Regions from separate parts of the Homo sapiens genome. Here region 1 is linked to region 2. Evidence: read pairs that join two places in POLR2A ChIA-PET (ENCODE). Cell type or tissue: IMR-90. All regions are shown on one strand. Each heading gives the region's core, and the rest is flanking DNA. Links, peaks and the distances in the headings are about the cores only.

Region 1 (6,184 bases), core at 793-5,792, 160 kb before region 2:
CTGGAATCTGGCTTTCTTCCTGTGGCAGCAACATAACCACTGATGGTGGCCCAGTGTTATATCCAACACTCAGATTCCCTTTCTAGACCCAAATGCAAAATTCTAGAAAGGAGTCTTAATGTTCCAACTAAGACTACATGTTCATCCCCAGATCAGCCAACTTGGCTGGGCCAGGTGTGGTGTGTGGGGTTGCTGGTTTGTGTAAAATCAGGTTCAGCCTCCACCATAGTCATTTGTGCAAAGTCAGGCTGGGGCCAGTGCCTAGGACTATTGCCTAGGACTAGGGAATAATCCCATAGATTTCCTCAACAGTAACTTGGCCAAATCCACGTGATGTTAGTGATGGGCTTGAAAAGTAAAGCTGAGCCAGGCGTGCTGGCGTGTCACGCCTGTAATCCCAGCACTTTGAGAGGCCGAGGCAGGTGGATTGCCTGAGGTCAGGAGTTTGAAACCAGCCTGGCCAACATAGTGAAGCCCTTTCTCTACTGAAAATACCAAAAAATTAGCCGGGAGTGGTGGTGGGCGTCTGTAATCCCAGCTACTTGGGAGGCTGAGGCAGGAGAATTGCTTGAACCCAGGAGGCGGAGGTTGCAGTGAGCCGAGATCATGCCATTGCACTCCACCCTGGGCAACAAGAGCAAGACTCCATCTCAAAAAAAAAAGAAAAAGAAAAAAGAAAATTAAAGCTGAAAAGATGAGGACTCAGTACCTTGCTGGGATTGCTAAGTTATAAATGTTCAACCTTTGCTAGTGATGACATAAGGGACAGTGTAGAAACTCTAACATTTAAAACTATTCCCTTTCTGCCTCTTCTGCAAAATCATTTACATAGATCTACATGTGTTAGAATTTGGTTTGTTTTCCTCTTCTGCATCAGATTTACAATATTTTATTTTCTGTAGGCTAGCTTTTGCTTTACTCTTCTGATTGTTATTTAAAATGGCCAAAAGTTTCTCATTTAAACATTTAATGTCACAGAATTTTAGGATGTTAGAAGTGGAAGAGGATTTAGAATATTTAATTTATATTTCACAGAAATGTCCCTGGCACACTAACTTCATGAGCTGCTCCTTTGAAATAAGGTCTTCCTGGTCAAATAAGCTTAGAAAATGCTGTATACAACTAGACATTCTCCTCTTGGAGACTCAGTACATGTTAGCCTATTAAGAAGTCTGCGAAGTCCTGCAGCAAAAAAAAAAAAACCCACAATTTCCTAAATTCATTTACCAAGAACCCTTTTTTCATCATAAGCAGGCCAAGTTCCTTGAAAGATACTTTGGGAAATAATGCAACCGTCTTATTTTATGAATTAGGTAACTAAAGCTCATGAAGAGACAATAGTTTATAATTTTCCAAAGTTAATGCCAGGAAGAATTAGCACTCATTAGCAATGCAAGTTACCAGTTACAGTAACCCCGAGTATCTGGGGTTACAGGCGCCTGCCACCACGCCCAACTAATTTTTTTGTATTTTTTGTAGAGACGGGGTTTCACCGTGTTAGCCAGGATGGTCTCGATCTCCTGACCTCTTGATCCGCCTGCCCAGGCCTCCCAAAGTGCTGGGATTACAGGCATGAGCCACCAAGCCCAGCCTTGAATGGCCTGATTTTCTTTTTTTTTTTTTTTTTTTTTTTTTTTTTGAGATGGAGTCTTGCTCTGTTGCCCAGGCTGGAGTGCAGAGGCATGATCTGGCTCACTGCAAGCTCATGGGTTCACGTCCCAGGTTCACGTCATTCTCCTGCCTCAGCCTCCCGATTAGCTGGAACTACAAGTTCCCGTGAATGGCCTGATTTTCAAAAATGGTAAATTGCTCTTTGTAAAATCCCAAAGAAATAAAAATACTCTCTCAGTTTATATGGTAGTTGTGTTTCTGAAAAATAGAGTATAAATTAAAACTACACAAAACACTTTTATTTAGGCATTTACTACATGACAGCACTTATATCTGTGTGCTTTACATTAATTAATTCACCAGATCCTTATAGTAACCCCATTTCAGTATGATTACTATCACTCTTTTTTCTTTTATTTACGGCCAGCTTCCTAAGCCAAATAGGCTCACAGAATTCTGCTATCCCTATTTTAAACATGAGGAGACTAAGACGAAGAAGCTAAGTAACTTGTTCAACAACTATTAAATGGCAGGCCAATAGATGAACCCAGGCAGTGCAGCTCCAGAGCTCACACACCATTTTCTATGTCCCTGTCACCTGAAGAACTCCAATTCTGAGTCACCTGGGCATTCCCTACACAGATCATGGCCAACAGAAGGCTGCTTCCAATCCCAGAAACCATGAAATCCAAAAGGAAAAGAGGCCAGACCACATCCCTTTGGCGTATTTACTGCTAGCCCAGGAGAATGATGAGACAGTGATGGGAAAGTGTTCAGGCACCCGGGTTTCCTGACCTCCCGGGACCTGCCAACAGGAGCTCTGTAAGAGAGCAAAAGCAGGAAACAACCTTGGCTTCTTTCTTTACCCTTCCTCATGCTCCCCTACCTCTTGCCAAAAGCACAGTCCAACCACAGACTACGCGATTCAGCAACTTCCCACAATGTACACAGAACTGAAAAAAGCATGGGGTAGAGAAAAACTGAAAGAGACCAGACACCTTCAGGGCTGCCAAGCTGGGGAGTCAGTCCTGGGACTTTTCCTCCTTGTCTACAACCTGATTCGGGGATTATTTCTTCCCAGAGAGTGATTATTCTGATAATCAGATGGGCCTACAGGTTGCAAAACCCATTTATCTTTGCTCCATCCTCTGAAAGGGAGGAGTTCTGACTAAGTGTACCCTCCTTGGGGTGACGCGAAATGACAGCCTGGATTGATGCTCTGGGGTTTGTTCCAGCTCATTGCTCATCACCCCATGGATTGTTTGCTCATAGCAAATCTGCGCCAAATAAATTCCATGTCCTCCAAGGTTTGATACTTAATAGTAATATAACTAATCCTGTTTAAGGGTTTATTGTATGCCAGGCAGAGTGCTAAATTCTTTACATTATTATCTCACTGAGTCCCCCTAACAACCTTGTGAGAGACATATGCTTATTAACTCTATTTACAGATAAGAAAATTCAGGTCCAGAAGGTTTACATTCGGATGCCACACAGCCAGTAAGCAGGAGAACTGAATGCAAACCCAGGCTATCTTATTGCCAGCTTGGCTGTTCTGAAGGAACTAATTAGAACTGGCTTGAGATCATACTTGAGGAAGAGGTGAAGTATTACAAGTGTATTAGGACAAACCTGGGTTCCTGAGACTTCTGCTTCCTTAACCATTGGACTTTTCTCTTTTTTTTGAGACGGAGTCTCGCTCTGTCACCCAGGCTGGAGTGCAGTGGCGCAATCTCGGCTCACTGCAAGCTCTGCTTCCCGTGTTCACACCATTCTCCTGCCTTAGCCTCTCGAGTAGCTGGGACTACAGGCGCCCGCCACCACACCTGGCTAATTTTTTTGTATTTTTAGTAGAGATAGGGTTTCACCGTGTTAGCCAGAATGGTCTTTAACCACTGGACTTTTCTACTCTTTTTTTTTTTTTTTGAGACATAGTTTTGCTCTTGTCACCCAGGCTGGAATACAATGCTGCGATCTCGGCTCACTGCAACCTCTGCCTCCCAGGTCTAAGTGATTCTCCTTCCTCAGCCTCCTAAGTAGCTGGGATTACAGGCACCCATTACCATGCCCAGCTAATTTCTTTTTTTTTTTTTTGAGACGGAGTCTTGCTCTGTTGCCCAGGCTGGAGTGCATTGGCGCTATCATGGCTCACTACAACCTCTGCCTCCCGGGTTCAAGCAATTATCCCACCTCAGCCTCCCAATTATCTGGGAAGTGTACGCCACCACGCCTGGCTAATTTTTTGTATTTTTAGTAGAGATGGGGGTCTCACCATATTGGCCAGGCTGGTCTCGAACTCCTGACCTCAAGTGATCCACCTGCCTTGGCCTCCCAAACTGCTGGGACTACAGGCGTGAGCCACCATGCCCAGAAATTTTTGCATTTTTAGTAGAGAGGGGGTTTCACCATGTTGGCCAGGCTGGTCTCGAACTCCTGACCTTAGGTGTTCCGCCCGCCTCAGCCTCCCAAAGTTCTGGGATTAAAGGCGTGAGCCACCGCGCCTGGCCACTTTTCTTTTTTCTTTTTTTCTCTTTTCTTTTGAGACGGAGTCTTGCTCTGTCACCAGGCTGGAGTGTAATGGCATAATCTCTGCTCACTGCAACCTCTGCCTCCCGGGTTCAAATGATTCTCCTGCCTCAGCCTCCCGAGTAGCTGGGACTACAGGTGCACAACCACCACACCCAGCTAATTTTTGTATTTTTAGTAGAGACGAGGTTTCACCATGTTGGCCTGGCCACTTTTCTACTCTTTAATTCTCCTGGGTCAACAGGTACTTAGTTACCCAGGGATGGTAAGGGAACTATAGCCAGAGAGATCTTCCTGAGATGCAAATCTGCTAAGTCTGGTCCCGACTAATAATTTTTCAGTGGTTTCTTGTGGTCTATCAGATGAAGGTCAGACTCCTTTGCATGACATACAAGGCCCTTTGTAATCTGGACCCACCTGCCTTCTATGACTTTCTGTCCCATGCTTGCCTTCTTATGCCCTGAGAAGCTCATGGCAGCCCCAGAATAATCTGCCATCCTGATTCCTGCCTCCACATCTTGGTCACATCTTGGTCCATACTGTTTCTTATGCCTCGAATGCCTTCCTTCCCCCAGCTATCCATCTGATGAGTTTGTATTAATCCTGTAGGACTCCGCTACATGTTATACTTTTTATGAAAAGGCTTTTTTTTCTTTAAGTTTAATTAAAGTGTAATAGAGATGAGGTTTCACCATGTTGCCCAGGTTGCTCTTGAACTCCTGGGCTCAAGTGATCCGCCCATCTCAGCCTCCCAGAGTTCTAGGACTACAGGTGTGAGCCACTGCCCCCAGCCTCCATTCACTTTTATATTCCCAAAAGCTAGCACTTTGCCCTGTTTATGAGTGAATGAAATCATTTCTGTAAGAGGCCTGGCCAGCCTGGGCAACATAGCGAGGCCTCATCTCTACTAAAATAAAAAATGTAGCTTAGTATAGTGGTGCATGCCTGTAGTCCCAGCTACTTTGGAAACTGAGGCAAGAAGATCACATGAGCCCGGGAGTTGAAGGCTACGGTGAATTATCATTGTGCCACTGCACTCCACCCCAGGCAACAGAGAAGACTCTGTCTCTTAAAAAAAAAAAGAAAAAGAAAAAAAAAAGAGGCATGGAACATTGCTCTTAAATTCCTTCGTACCCACCTTTGCAATAAATGACTTTTTAGATCTTGATCTTTAACCGGGAATTCTAAGCCAGGCATGGTGGCTCACACCTGTAATCCCAGCACTTTGGGAGGCCGAGGCGGGAGGATCACAAGGTCACGAGATCGAGACCATCCTGGCCAACATGGTGAAACCCCATCTCTACTAAAAATACAAAAATTAGCTGGGCGTGGTGGCGCACGCCTGTGGTCCCAGCTACTCGGGAGGCTGAGGCAGGTGAATCACTTGAACCCGGGAGGCAGAGGTTACAGTGAGCCAAGATAGCGCCACTGCACTCCAGCCTGGTAACAGAGGGAGACTCCGTCTAAAAAAAAAACAAAAAAAACAAAAAAATAAAAGACTGGGAATTCTGGGACTTCCAAAATCTAGTATTCAGGTTTCCCAAGAGCAAAAGTTGCCTCAACAAGTTTTCTTAAGATCTCTTAAGGAGGGAATTTTGCCTCCTTACTTGGAAACACCTACAGGGTTTTTTTGTTGTTGCAGTTGGGTTATGGACCTGCTATCACCAAATCAGCTGAGTGAAGGAGTCCTGAGGCAGAGTGACAGAATGAATACTGATGTTCGGCTAGAATCACTCTGCTTTTCAAAATTTGGCTTCTGGCTGGACGCAGTGGCTCATGCCTGTAATCCCAGCACTTTGGGAGGGCGAGGCAGGTGGATCACCTGAGGGTCAGGAGTTTGAGACCAGCCTGGCCAACATAGTGAAACCATCTCTACTAAAAATACAAAAATTAGCGGGGTGTGGTGGCATGCACCTGTAGTCCCAGCTACACAGGAGGCTGAAAGCAGGACCTGGGAGGCAGAGGTTGCAGTGAGCCGAGATCGCGCCACCGCACTCCAGCCTAGGCGACAGAGTGAGACTCTGTCTCAAAAACAAAAAAGTCATCT
Region 2 (6,184 bases), core at 820-5,819:
ACAGGTGTGAGCCACCGTGCCCAGCTGATAAATACTATCATTTTAGAGTTCTTTTTTTTTTTTTTTTTTTTTTGAGACTCTCACTCTGTTGCCCAGGCTAGAGTGCGGTGGCATGATCTCGACTCACTGCAACCTCTGCTCCCAGGTTCAAGTGATTCTCCTGCTTCAGCCTTCCAAGTAGCTGGGACTACAGGCACCTGCCACCATGCCCGGCTAATTTTTTTGTAGTTTTTAGTAGAGATGGAGTTTCACCATCTTGGCCAGGCTGGTCTTGAACTCCTGACCTCGTGATCCACCCGCCTCGGCCTCCCAAAGTGCTGGGATTACAGGCGTGAGCCACCACGCCCAGCCTTTTATTTTTTTTTTTTTTATTTTTTTTGAGACAGTCTCGCTCTGTTGCCCAGGCTGGAGTGCAGTGGTGTGATCTCGGCTCACTGCAACCTCCATCTCTCAGGTTCAAGTGATTCTCCTGCCTCAGCCTCCCAAGTAGCTGGGATCACAAGTGTGCACCACCACGCCTGGCTAATTTTTTTGTATTTTGTATTTTGTATTTTTCCATATAGACAGAGTTTCACCATGTTGGCCAGGCTGGTTTTGAACTCCTGACCTCAAGTGATCTGCCCACCTCAGCCTCCCAAAGTGCTAGGATTATAGGTGTGACCCACTGCACCTGGTCTTATTTTAGAGTTTTTGTGTAGTGTGTTGTGGCTTCAACATATATACAACTCTAATAAACATATATTTTATATGTACATATGTGTGTATGTATGTTTGAGGCAGAGTCTCGCTCTGTCGCCCAGGCTGGATTGCAGTGGCACGATCTTGGCTCACTGCAACCTCCACCTCCCGGGTTCAAGTGATTCTCCTGCCTCAGCCTCCTGAGTAGCTGGGATTACAGGCGCCTGCCACCACGCCTGGCTAATTTTGGTATATTTAGTAGAGATGGGGTTTCACCATGTTGGCCAGGCTGGTCTGGAACTCCTGACCTCAGGTGATCCACCCATCTCAGCCTCCCACAGTGCTGGGATTACAGACGTGAGCCACCGTGCCTGGCCTGTTTTTTATCTTAATATTAATTTAATTTAATTTTGACATATGGTCTCGTTCTGTCACCCAGGCTGGAGTGCAGTGGTGCAGTCTCGATTCACTGCAACCTCCACCTCCTAGACTTAAGCTATTCTCCTGCCTAAGCCTCCCAGGTAGCTGGGATTACAGGCATGTGCCACCATGCCTGACTAATTCTGTATTTTCAGTAGAGATGGGGTTTCACCATGTTGGCCAGGCTGTTCCCGAACTCCTGACCACAGATGATCCACTCACCTCAGACGATCCACCCACTCCCTCCCAAAGTGTTGGGATTACAGACGTGAGCCACTGTGCCCGGCCTATTTTAACTTTAAGTAAGGGTTACTTACCATCCTGGGTAATGCAGTGAGAGCCTGTCTCTATGAAAATATTAAAAAATTAGCCAGGTGTGGTGATGCATGCCTGTTGTCCCAGCTACACGGGAGGCTGAGGTGGGAGGATCCCTTGAGCCCAGGAATTTGAGGCTGTAGGAATTCAAGGCTGTAGGATTGTGCCACTGCATTTCAGCCTAAGTGACAAAGATTGTCTCTAAAAATAAAAAAAGAAAAGTGAGATGTTTCCTATTAAAGAAGCCATTATGGTTCATACGTGTATGTTCTCCTACTCATTCCAGGTACTTCTTTGCATTGTTACTGAGATAATGTTTGTTTACCATTCTTCTGCTTCCAGGATTTCCACCAACAGAAACTAAAAACTTAATTATTAAATTAGAGCACTGGGGCGTTTTAAAGATTTGTGGATGTGTGTGCGGTACCAAAGCTATTATAACTTGAATTTTCAGCTTTTTTCTGGCCTTTATGATGTTAGTGTGACAGGTTCATATATTTAAGAAGGTGCTGAGAGGAACATGTTTCTTTAGAGTCCTGGCTTGCTTTATGCGCTTTATCTCATTAACCCTCACAGCAGTTCTATTGCATGCATAGATCAGATACAGAAAGGCTCAGAGGTTTTTCTTTTGTTTTTGATACAGGGTCCTGATCTGTCACCCAGGCTGGAGTGCAGTGGCGTGATCACAGCTCACTGCAGCCTCAAACTCTCAGGCTCAAGTGATCCTTGCACCTCAGCCTCCTGAGTAGCTAGGACCACCGGTATGCACCACTGTGCCTGGCTAATTAAAAAGAAAAAAATTTGTAGAGATGAGGGTGGGGAGGTCTTACCATGTTACCCAGGCTGGTCCTGAACTTCTGGGCTCAAGCCGTCCTCTGTCCTCGGCCTCACAAAATACAGGGATTAACAGACAGGAGCCACTGCACCCAGCCCATTATGTATATAAGATAATACTTCTTGGAAGGAGGTTCTAATTATTTTGTTAATTCATTCAGTAAACACTTACTGAGCTCCTGCTCTTTACCATGTACTCTGTCAATTTCTGAAATCCATGAAAATGTCAAGTTCTGCTGAATTAGGTAATAATGGTAATACCTGAAATTTGTATGGCTTTCACAATTTTTAAAATTATTTTTCACAAGTTAATTCACTTAATCTTCATAATAATTCCCTAAGGATAGGTATTATGATTTTATATATAAAGAAATTGAAATCAGGCTGGGCATGGTGGCTCACGCCTATAATCCCAGTACTTTGGGAGGCCACGGTGGGAGGATTGCATGAGATCAGGAGTTCAAGACCAGTCTGGGCAACGTGATGAAATCCCACCTCTACAATTAAAAAAAAAAAAAAATTAGCTGAGCATGGTGTGCACCTATAGTTTCAGCTACTCAGGAGGCTGAGATGGGAAGATCGCTTATACATGGGAAGTCACAGCTGCATTGAGCTGTGATTGCACCATTGTACTCCAGCCCCATGGGTGACAGAGTGAGACCCTGCCCCCCCCCCAAAAAAAAATAGAAGTAATGGAATTAAACCACTTACATGGATGTAAGCTCTGAAGGGATGGACATATGGGAAGCACAATCTCTTCTAAAAAGTAATAACCTTCTTTTGAAAAATAGTATTCTTCTCTGGTGCCATTTATCTACTTTTAGTTTGGCTGGGGTTGCTGTGCCACTTTTCTAACCATGCTCTTCCCCTGTCATTGCTGCAAAGCCCATGAGTGGGAAGGAGAGTGTGGCTATGACTGTCCAGGCTCCTTAGTACTTCCAATGGCTCAAAAACGACCATTTGCTTCTGGAGTGGGAAGCCTACTGACTTAAATATTGATCCCTGATCATTTTTTTTTTAAAGTCTGGATATCTGACATAGAAAAAGTGAGTTATTTCTGAGTGAAAAGACTGTGGCCTGAATCTTTACAGTACGTTAACGGTAAAGTAATAAAATGTAGCCTTCTGTTAGATTATTAGCCAAGGCATATGTTTGGCCTTTCTTTTTCCTTTTTTCCCATTTTTAAAACATGAATTAAAATGCTCACTCACTGGGGAGGCCGAGGTGGGCAGATTACTTGAGCCCAGGAGTTCGTGACCAGCCTGGGCAACATGGTGAAACCCTGTCTCTACAAAAAATACAAAAATTAGCCGAACATTGTGGCATGCACCTGTAATCCCAGGTACTTGGGAGGCTGAGGTGGAAGGATTGCTTGAACCCAGGACATTGAGGCTGTAGTGACTGTGATTGAGCCACTGCACTCCAGCCTGGATAATAGAGCAAGACCCTGTCTCAAAAAAATAAAATTAAAAATTTTAAAATGCTCACTTACTCTCATAACTGGTGAGACTTTTGTGTTAATCTTAGATAAAAGCTGACTACTTCAGTTTTTAACTATAAAGACCCAGTGAGCAAGCTTGAGTTCTGACTCATTTGTACTGGCTGCTGAGTAATCTATACAAATAGTGCTTTATGATTTTATGCTATCTTAAAAAAACAAATGGAAGATTGGAGATAAATTCAGGAGCAGATGACAAGGGTTTTTAGCCATGGCTTTGCCGTAGGCTGGCTGTGACTTAGAAGAAGTTTTCTGATTTCTTTAGGCCTCAGATTTCTTAGGTTTCAGTTTAAATATCTTTATAAATAAGCATGTTGTAGGAGTCTCTCAACTTATCCTGGTTGAGAGAGCTGCCTGAAAAAAAATTTTTTTTAGGTAAAAATGAACATGTTGGACTGAATTATTACTGAGGTCTCCTGTAGCTCTGAAATTCTGTTATCTATTGTCTTTGTGCACAGGACACTTTGTGTGTGTGGTGGCAGGTGGTAAACACAATACACTTGGAGTTAATAGTTATTTCATTAATCTTCTCTAAGTATGGTAATTTAACTAGGCTATATTTGGGTATAGCTCTATAATTCATGTATATGTATTATAGTGGTGAATCTTTCTTCTTTCCTAGAATAATCTCCAGGAGAGAGAGGAGGATTTAGCATGCATAAAGATAAATATAATCACAGGATAAGCATGCTTACTGATTATAGGAAGCTAATATTAACACATATTGGCTGTCAGTTGCAAGGGCAAACTTCCACATATCCAAAGCTGCTCTATAGTATTAACTTAATATTACTTGACAAGAATATTTGTCATGGAATTTTGGAATTAAATGTAGATAGTTCTAAAATGACAGTATTCTTTGATGTTTTCAAAGCATTGATGGTTCCATTTTCTTTTCTTCTTCTTCTTTTTTTTTTTTTCTTGAGATGGAGTATCACTTTGTTGCCCAGGCTGGAGTGCAGTGGCACGATCTCGGCTCACTGCAAGCTCTGCCTCCCAGGTTCACGCCATTCTCCTGCCTCAGCCTCACGAGTAGCTGGGATTACAGGCGCCTGCCACCACACCCGGCTAATGTTTTGTATTTTTAGTAGAGACGGGGTTTCACTGTGTTAGCCAGGATGGTCTTGATCTCCTGACCTCGTGATCCACCTGCCTCGGCCTCCCAAAGTGCTGGGATTACAGGCATGAGTCACTGTGCCTGGCCTGTTACAAACAATTTTTTAAAATCTCAAATCATAAGAGGTCTGAAGGTAGACTCTTTTAGGACTGATGCAGCACTCTATGATAATCATGTTTGTTCTGTTATTCATAATAAGGTTGTTTATCTCATGATTGCAACTCCAGACATCTTATCCAAAGCTGCCTTGAGGCATAAATTCAAAGCAGGAAGAAGGGGAAAGGGAAAGATACTGGTTGGGTCTGTCCTCTTTATCAAGAAAAGCTTTCCCAGATGCCCCTTACAGATTTTAGCTTACATCTTGTTGGCCATAACTAGTGGAATGGTTACCAGTAACTGCAAGGGGCATTGGAGAAGTGAGTATTTAACTTTATGGTGAAGATAGATAGGAGAGAGAGGAGGATTGGGAGTGGGTATTGGATTAGCCATCCAAGTGTCTAATACATACTTGTTAAGTTTGCAGTACCTGTAAGACATCAGGTCTGGTTCAGGAACTTTTCATTGTTTAGCCATAAATACCATATTATGAACCATGGAACTACAGTTGATTGATATTAGGAAAGATTAAATAACCTAAGGAAAATTAGATCAGGACCATCAAGGGCCATCATGGAAGAGCTGGGGAATAGGGAGATGTTAATTTAATGGCTGGATCACTGGAGATGTCAACTCAAAGAACATTCTAATATATCTCTGGAATATGAGGCAGTCCCTCCAAAGGCAGAACAAATAGTATTGCAGAATGTGATGATTTATGTTTAGCTGAGAATCTTAAGTGCATGTAATGGCAGTTAATAGTCATTACTACACATATGATTAGAATACAAGCCTAGAGACTAAATAATTTGCTCAAGTCCATGCTATGAGTCAGTAATAGTGCAAGAGGGGGAAAGAAAATAACTCAGTTCTCTGAGGCAGTGAATATGATTCTAGTATATTTAAAAAGTCCGTCTCATTTGGTTGTAAATTTCTTCAATTATTTAATAGTTTGTACGCAATAGTCATAGAAACCAGATTTTATTTTATTTTGTTTTGTTTTGTTTTGTTTTGTTTTGTTTTGTTTTGTTTTGTTTTTGGAGATGGAGTCTCACTGTGTTACCAAGCTGGAGTGCAGTGGCGCGATCTTGGCTCACTGCAACCTCCGACTCCCTGGTTTAAGCAATTCTCCTGCCTCAGCCTCTCGAGTAACTGGGATTATAGGCACGTGCCACCACGCCCAGCTAATTTTTGTATTTTTGGTAGAAACGGGGGTTTCACCATGT

Evidence for each region. Peaks named below come from ENCODE experiments on the same cell type or tissue, not always from the same donor. Only the 100,000 strongest peaks of a DNase experiment are listed, where the experiment ranks them.
Region 1: POLR2A ChIA-PET joins it to region 2 with 6 read pairs; 2 of 35 experiments call an interaction of 5 or more read pairs at or near these places.

What each region holds. Positions count from the first base shown.
Region 1 is chr16:69,055,388-69,061,571 of GRCh38, forward strand. The region is part of intron 17 of TANGO6 (transport and golgi organization 6 homolog); the gene reads left to right. Among named protein-coding and RNA genes, the nearest start is that of HAS3, 47 kb to the right of the region's middle. RefSeq lists an enhancer at 2,333-2,552. In IMR-90, for the core only: no CTCF peak of the experiment used is centred there; DNase peaks (open chromatin) are centred at 2,504 and 2,844.
Region 2 is chr16:69,213,772-69,219,955 of GRCh38, forward strand. The region is part of intron 1 of SNTB2 (syntrophin beta 2); the gene reads left to right. Among named protein-coding and RNA genes, the nearest start is that of SNTB2, 30 kb to the left of the region's middle. In IMR-90, for the core only: no CTCF peak of the experiment used is centred there; a DNase peak (open chromatin) is centred at 3,900; H3K27ac peaks cover 281 bases.